Regions from separate parts of the Mus musculus genome. Here all the other regions are linked to region 2. The links are chromatin loops, found by intact Hi-C in ENCODE. Cell type or tissue: heart. All regions are shown on one strand.

Region 1 (2,500 bases), 73 kb before region 2:
GTCTTTGGAGACGCTGGTTTCTGCTTTCCTTTCTTCCCCGTGGCTCCTCCATCAGTTTTGAGCTAACACTCACAGCCTCAGGTAAACACATCCAGGACCAGCCTTGACCATGTCTGAGCAGCGTGGGCTGATGGAGGACAGTAGGGTGAGGAAAAAGCTGAAAGTTTGGCATCTCCCTTGTCTTCTATATAGGGTTTCTCTCCCTGTTGGTCAGTTTACCTTTCTCAGAGATCTGTCATAATCATAGTCCTCTATTCTGTTAAACTACTGAAGATTCAGATGGAAAAACTGAAGGATAGAGTGGGTGTCCAAGGCTGTTGTACTCACTCCTCCTGGGGCGACCAAACATCTGTTCACCCTGATCAGTCACCAATACAAAGGAAAGGTCCTGTTTTTTTGCTTTATTTTATTTATATATATTTAGTTAGATAGATATTTGTTTTCCGCTGAAAGAAAGAAAGAAAGAAAGAAAGAAAGAAAGAAAGAAGGAAGGAAGGAAGGAAAGAGAGAGCGAAAGAAAGGCTGTGGATGTTGGTCAGTGAGGAAACGGAGAATCTGGGAGGAGTTTGGGTGTGGGAAACCATCAGAATATAGAGCATGAAAAACTATATTTCCAATTTAAAAAATAATAATAAGCTATTCTTTTTTTTTTTACCCCAGAAGGGGAGAACCAGGCAGGGCACAGTTGAATAAGAAAAGGAAAACAATAAGTTTTCATATTAATTGTGATTAGCAAGCTTACTAGAGAAATATTTGGTTACACGGGAATAAGAAAAGGCGAGAAGGGCTGGTGAGATGGTTCAGCAGTTAAGAGCACTAACTGCTCTTCTGGAGGTCATGAGTTCAAATCCCAGCAACCACATGATGGCTCACAACCATCCTTAATGAGAAACAAATAAAAGACCTATGGGCAAGCGGGGCAGAGCGAAAGGGGGGGGGGGAGAAAATAGAAAAGAAAAGAAAAGATAAGGAAGTGTCCCTGGCCTGGGACATCAGAGCCAACGCTGCTCTACTGACGGCTTCTCTCTGTGAACCTGCTCGCCCTGCCTCTTTTCTGCAGAGTGTAACACCTGCTCTTCTGCGAGCAGGGACTGCCACCAATATCTGTCTAGACAGCAAACCTGCTTGCTAAAGGCAAAACTAACTGTCTTAATTAGAAGCCTTTCCATTTCAGGCTCACACTACCTGCTGTGTCCCAGGATGGCCACTTGGCCACTGGGCTGCCACTTGATCACCTGGGCACACCTTTTCAACACACATACCTTGCCCTAGCTCTGGAACATGGTGGCCCCAGCATACCTGTTTGCACACTTGCCACATCCCAGAGCCACTAAATGGTGTCCTGGACACACTAGTCTGAAGGCCATTTTTGTCCCTGGGGTGCAATGTGGTAGGCTGGGCATGGCTGTCTGCACCCGTACCCTGCTAAGGCAGTGTAGCCTCGTGTTTACAGGAACTCTGTGTCCCAGCATTCTGACATGTCTATTCGCACACACGCTATTTCCCAGAGCTGCCACATGGTGGCGCTGTTCCACCACCTACACATGGCAGAGTAGGCTTGCTTGTTCACAAATCCACCGTGTCCCAGCACTACCTTTGGTGGCTAGGACATTTGGTGCCTGTTCTGAGCTTGGTTAACTGAGGGGCGTTGGTGGTGGGGTTATGATAACAGACGTGCCTTATCCAAGCACCACCTCATGGTGGCCTGGGCACATCTATTCATTTGCTTACCATGCCCTAGTGCCACCATGTGGTGGCTTCAGCAAGCCTGCTTACACACTTGCCAGGTCACACCACCATTATGTCATCTCCTGGGCATGACAGTTAAATGCCCAGGGGTATCAGATGCTTGCTGTGTCCCAGGGCCACTACATGGCAGCCTGGACATGCCTGTTCACATATGTACCATATCCCAACACCACCACAATGCAGGCTGGTTTCACCTGTGTGCATGCAACTGTGTTCAAGCACTGCCAAGCAGTGGCTTGGGTGTGCCTGCTTGTATGCATGCCGTGTCCCAGCCATGACACATAGCTGCCAGGGCACACCAGTTTGCATGATTTCTGTGTCCTAGTACCAGCATGTGACTGCCTGAGAATACCTACCGATTCACACACCTACTATGTCCCGGGGCTGCCAAGTTATGGTTTGTGCACACTTCTTTGCCTGCTTACCATGTTCCAGGACCTCCATGTGGCAGACTTGGCACACCTTTTCACATGGCTGCTTGGACATGGTAGTTCATATGTATATCATGTTCCAGCACTGCCTGGGCATGCCAGTTCATATGTATGTCATGTTTCAGCACTGCCTGGGCATGCCAGTTCATATGTATGTTATGTTCCAGCACTGCCTGGGCATGCCAGTTCATATGTATGTTATGTTCCAGCACTGCCTGAGCATGCCAGTTCATATGTATGTCATGTTCCAGCACTGCCTGGGCATGCCAGTTCATATGTATGTCATGTTCCAGCACTGCCTGGACATGCCCGTTCACATG
Region 2 (2,500 bases):
GCCTTCTGATTATCATAACTTACTCTCTTTCATCACGGGATGGATGACAGTGCCCACGTCCAGGAACTTTGGTTGAAGTGACGTAGAACACATACCAGTGGCTGTTACAGAGAGGCATATGTGCACTCTCTGGAGAACCTAAGTTGGACACGGGACAGAGTGTCAGATGTGCAGCCAGCAGTCTTTATGAACAGCGTGAGGAGTTACCAGTTATTCACAGTCACCAGTTTCTGCCAGTGAGAGTACGGCAGCGGCAATGTTTGGCATGCTTAGCATAGACAGGCTGTGCTTCTTCAGAGTCTGGTTGTGTTTCAGTGGTCCATGCAGTAGATGCAAGGCTATAGAGCAACGATTCTCAACCTGTGGGTCCCAACCCTTTGAGGGGCCATATATCAGATACCCTGACGATTCATAACAGTAGCACAATTATAGTTATGAAGTAGAAACAAGAAACTTTATGGTTGGAGGTCACCATGATATGGTGAACTGTCTGAGTAGCGGCCAGGAAGGTTAAGAACCATTGCTGTGGAGGGACATGCTGAAGACCATGACCCCAGACCTAGGTTTGCCGTGTGAAGACCATGAACCCAGATCTAATAAACCCCCTGAAGTCTAAGTCTAATAAATCCCCGTGGCGTTTTTAAATCAGGAAAACAAGTAGCCCTGAGAAGATAGATATGAGGACTTTAGGTGTGCTCTTAATATGGAGTCATGTCATAGAGGGTTTTGGAGAAAGATGGTGTAATCCAGTTGCTTTCGAGCCATTGAATTACTTTGTATCCTGTGTGGGGGGTGTGACTGTGTGACTGGAGGTTTGATTGATGAAGTGTCCACTCAGGGCAAAGTTTGCCATCAGAACTGAAATGCCTAAAGTAAACCAGTCTGAATCATCCAGGTTAGACGCTGCAGACTGCGCCTTTGTTCTACGTTGTAGTTAGTGAGAGCATTGGTGGGTTTTAAACAATGCATTGTGTTCTGGTTTTCTTTTAAGTATTGGCTGCGTTCTTGGAGTCTTGAACTGTTTGCTTGGGTTTCAGTACGCTTTGAGGATGTTCATTTGTTCCAATAGAGGATCTCCTTTCCAGTTGTAGCCAGCCACACAGTGAGATAGATGCGCTGTAAAGCGCATTTGCTAAGTTGGAGATGTTTGTTCTCAGTGGTGGGTTTTGTTTTTTAAGTGAACGTGTGTCCTCACAGCACCTTCTTGGGAAGTACAGAAGAAAAGCCGAAAGCTGGTGGGTAATCTCACAGATGTGCTGCGAAGAGCACATCACACCACTGCCACCTGGTTGCCAAAGTTGTCTGATATGAATGTGCTTGAACATCAAGTGCTTGCCTGTTCTGGAGAAGACCGGGGAAGACTGTATTACTCTTTCTCTGTTGGTACTTGCAGAACCGACTTAAAGTAAGTTAGTACTATTCAACTGAGTTCAGTAATTAGAGTACTCCTGATGCCGTGCATTGTTCGGCAGGGCACGCCCCTTGGCGGGGATCCCATTAAAGAGGACACCAGTGTTGTCCTAGTGAATAAATCCCAGCCCACATGATGCAAAGCAGCGTGTTCCTGCCTGCTGCTCGGCTGTAGTTAATTTTAGCCAGCGTTTGTTCTGTGAGTTGTAAAACTGTTTACCCGAGTAGAAGTTAGTAAGCTGAAATGTGACTTCTGGGCCTGTGCGATAGCTGTCTATTTCAGACTTCAGGTTGTGTTCATGGTCCGGAGAGCAGACATCTGGAGAGCTGCGGTTCAGATTTCTTTTCGAACTACTTGTGAGTACTCTGGGAATTTTTAAGACTTTTCTTTGTTCTTCATACCTTAAATCTTCCTAAAGTGACTATCGTGGTAATTTTATCTGCCTTGGGAAAACTGGTGTTGATCTACAACCCGGCCGTGTCAGAATGGTGGTATAGTGTTTTCTTTACATGTGCAGGGCGGCGAGTGTCTCAGAGTATTCAGATTTTCCTGCAGAAAGTATTTGATTCTTAACTTTTATTTTTATCTTAAAAATGTAGCTTAGTTCTTCTTTTGCATGTTAAAATGTTAGATTAGTAGAAATGGTTACAGTGTGTCTCTAACTTTATTTTCTGGGGTAGTAACTGTTGGGGGAAACATGTAAAAAGTTAATACCCTTCTTAAGTGGATACACTGCAGACACAAGAGGCTAGCAAGTGTTACCTTGCTAAGCCTATACATGGAAGCATCTTTTAAAAGGAAAAGTTTATACTTAGAAAATAGACCTTTATTCTCCTAAAGAAAAAAACTTTATAAGGAAGGTTTCAGAGGGTGACTTAAAGGGTGTTCCGGTTGACTGAGTTAGTTATCCACTGTATCTAAAGCACCTAACTGCCTTTCAGTTTGGTCAGTCCCAACTTATATCTAGACTGAAGCAAACGGAATTTCAGTGTTACTTTCAGTATTACTTTAAATTAAACCCGTCACCTTGCTTAGTTTGAACTACGTTTACACTTAAAGTAGAACAATTTCAAGTTAAGCAACTTGTTT
Region 3 (2,500 bases), 60 kb after region 2:
GCATGCACATCTGAGATGTCATGTTAGTCATCCTGTGGAGCAGCCTGTGGCTGTGTGGCTCAAGGTTAGCTAGCAGATCTCAGCTGACAGAATACAACTAAACTTCAGAACTATCTGTTGTAGGAAATCTTTTTTTCTCCGTGTTTCTTTTTTAAACTTATTTTAGGGATTTCTGTTCCCTTTGGTTTCCAATTTTCAGTTCCCCATCCTTAAGATCCATCCTAACAAAAGGTTATTTTAGAAGACTAGATTGAAAAAAATTTGTTATCTGAAGATTGCTAAATTGGTCATCTGAAGATTGCTTTTTTGTAATACGTTCACACGTTGTTTAAAACAAGCACCTAGTCTTTCCTTTGCCCCAGTAGAAATGAGTAATTTATCATCTTACTGCACAGCAGGAATTTCTGACCCAGTTGCACACTTCAGGTTGGAAAACATGCTAGGAAAACAAGGTCATGGGCGTCAGCTGCACAGCCCGCTGCCCTGCTGCGAGCAACAGAGTCTTGTTCTCCTAATGGTCATCTGGCTCAGGCAGCCGTCCACAACCAGCTTACAGAATGTTCTGGCAAGACTTCTGCAGCCACGGGGTGTCGGCAAGGCCACACAAAGAGCTCCTGTGACGTTGTCTTCCTGTCCCCCCCACACAGTGGCTTCACTATTGAGCTGGCCTCTGCCTTCACCGTGGTGATTGCCTCCAACATCGGGCTTCCTGTCAGCACCACGCACTGCAAGGTAGGCCCCTGCCAGCCAGAGACTGCCATTCTGAGGGGTGGCAGGTCGGTCTGAAAAGAAGCAGCTACACCGTGTGGTTGGTGTGGGACAGCCAGGCCTGTTTGTTTCCCTAGCACCCGCCTCTAATCCTTCCCGGTCCCCAGCAAGGCACCTGGTGCTGAGGCTGTGCCTCCTCAGCACCAGTGAGAGCTTCCACTCGCCTGTGCCCTCACTGTGCCCACCTGCAAGTTCCCCTTGAAGTCGTGTGTGCACTGAGCCTGACTGCAGGTTCCCATGGGATGTGCCCTCCGGTTCCTGCCACTGCGCAGAACTGACCTCAGAGCAGGACAGAAACAGAAGGAAACAAAAATTATTTCAGAGCAATTATAAGATGTGGCTGCTTCTGGTTCTCCCCTCACATGACGCTTAGGCTGACTCTTGTGCCTTAGAGTCTATTCCAAATGAGGGTCAGGAGGTAGCTCCTGATGCTGGTATGGTGTATTATGTCCAGTTGTTCACAGGGTCCTCCTAATTGTAATCAATCAGTAGACATCACCATACCAACCAACCTGACTCTGATGTATGAGGCGACCCCCACTGGGCACCGCTGGAAGTGCAACGGGACGTTGACCCACTCACAAACTGCAAGGACGGTTGAGATAGCACTTGCCCAGCCTCACAGATGAGGGAATGGAGGCAGAGAGAGGTTAAGAAGCATTCCCACCCAGGGCTGGCATGGTGCTCTGCTGTTCCCCTCCCTCGTACACAGGAGGAAGGCCAGCAGAGACTGGCACCCCCACTGCTCACCCACGGGGACTGCTCCAATGTCGGGAGGTTTTAAAATAATGAAAGGTTCTTGGGCGGCTCATAATGATAGCGTGTGTCCCTAGCACAACTGAGATCCTGAGTTCAGCCAATAGTGCCACAAAAAAATGAATACAAATTACCAAAGAAGCACGGGTTCACTGAAATACTTAACAAAAAACAGGGTGGCCTATGAGGATAGCCATCTCCCTGTTCTCCACGCTTACTCTGTGCCAAGGAAAAGGCAGCTAGCTTCTCAATTTCCCATTTACTCATTCACTGTGTGTGTGTGCGCACGACATTCATGCGGTGGTCACCATGTGGGTGGGTCCCAGGGTTGAACTCAGCTCATCAGCCTTAGGTGGCAGCTGTGTGGGTGAGCACCTTTACCCACCGGGCCATCTCAGCTGCCCACTTTCCGCCATTTTGTAGGCATAAACAGTCACACCTGCCCGGCTTCCCTAGCTGTTGTCACCTATTAGCCATCTTCTCCACAGTAATGGAATATAAGTCACATGGAGAGGAACTCCTGCCTAGCAATTCCAGCCTCTCTGGAAGGAGACTTGATTAGGAATATGGAGGCCAGTGAAAGGATAGCAGAGAACATGAAGACCCTGTGTTATGTGGAAATGTCACAGTAAAACCATTATGTGCACATAGGTGCATATACTAACTTTCAAACTTAACTCTCAAGTCGGGCATGGTGGTGCACTAGGGCTCAAGAACCAGAGGGAGGGCAGAATCTCTTGAGTGTGAGGCCAACCTGGGCTACACAGCAAGTTCCAGGCCAGCCTGAGCTACATAGTGAGACCCCTGTCTCAAAAAAATTAATTAGTTATTAAGTAAAGTAAAATAAAATCAAACTTTAATTTTTCACCTTGAATTATAACTTGCTCGATATTTATAGCATAATAGGGATATTTTATTAAGATATTTATATCTAATTTGTATAAGACCTTAATAAATATGTATGTTACTGTTACCA

Evidence for each region. A loop is a pair of places that touch in the nucleus more often than their neighbours do. Peaks named below come from ENCODE experiments on the same cell type or tissue, not always from the same donor. Only the 100,000 strongest peaks of a DNase experiment are listed, where the experiment ranks them.
Region 1: a loop joins it to region 2, with 4 times the contacts of the local background. A loop is called at or near these places in 3 of 42 quality-filtered maps.
Region 3: a loop joins it to region 2, with 2.4 times the contacts of the local background. A loop is called at or near these places in 2 of 42 quality-filtered maps.

The regions. Positions count from the first base shown.
Region 1 is chr8:22,431,644-22,434,143 of GRCm38, forward strand. No RefSeq gene overlaps it. Among named protein-coding and RNA genes, the nearest start is that of Mrps31, 22 kb to the left of the region's middle. In heart, CTCF peaks have their summits at 1,534 (motif pointing right) and 1,740 (motif pointing left); a DNase peak (open chromatin) is centred at 1,718.
Region 2 is chr8:22,504,888-22,507,387 of GRCm38, forward strand. All of the region lies in intron 1 of Slc20a2 (solute carrier family 20, member 2), which reads left to right. Among named protein-coding and RNA genes, the nearest start is that of Smim19, 29 kb to the left of the region's middle. In heart, a CTCF peak has its summit at 1,295; a DNase peak (open chromatin) is centred at 1,514; H3K4me3 peaks cover 314 bases; H3K27ac peaks cover 1,257 bases.
Region 3 is chr8:22,564,967-22,567,466 of GRCm38, forward strand. Slc20a2 (solute carrier family 20, member 2) reads left to right here. Exons shown (of 11, transcript NM_011394.3): 10 at 648-732. Among named protein-coding and RNA genes, the nearest start is that of Vdac3, 28 kb to the right of the region's middle. In heart, a CTCF peak has its summit at 1,321; a DNase peak (open chromatin) is centred at 595.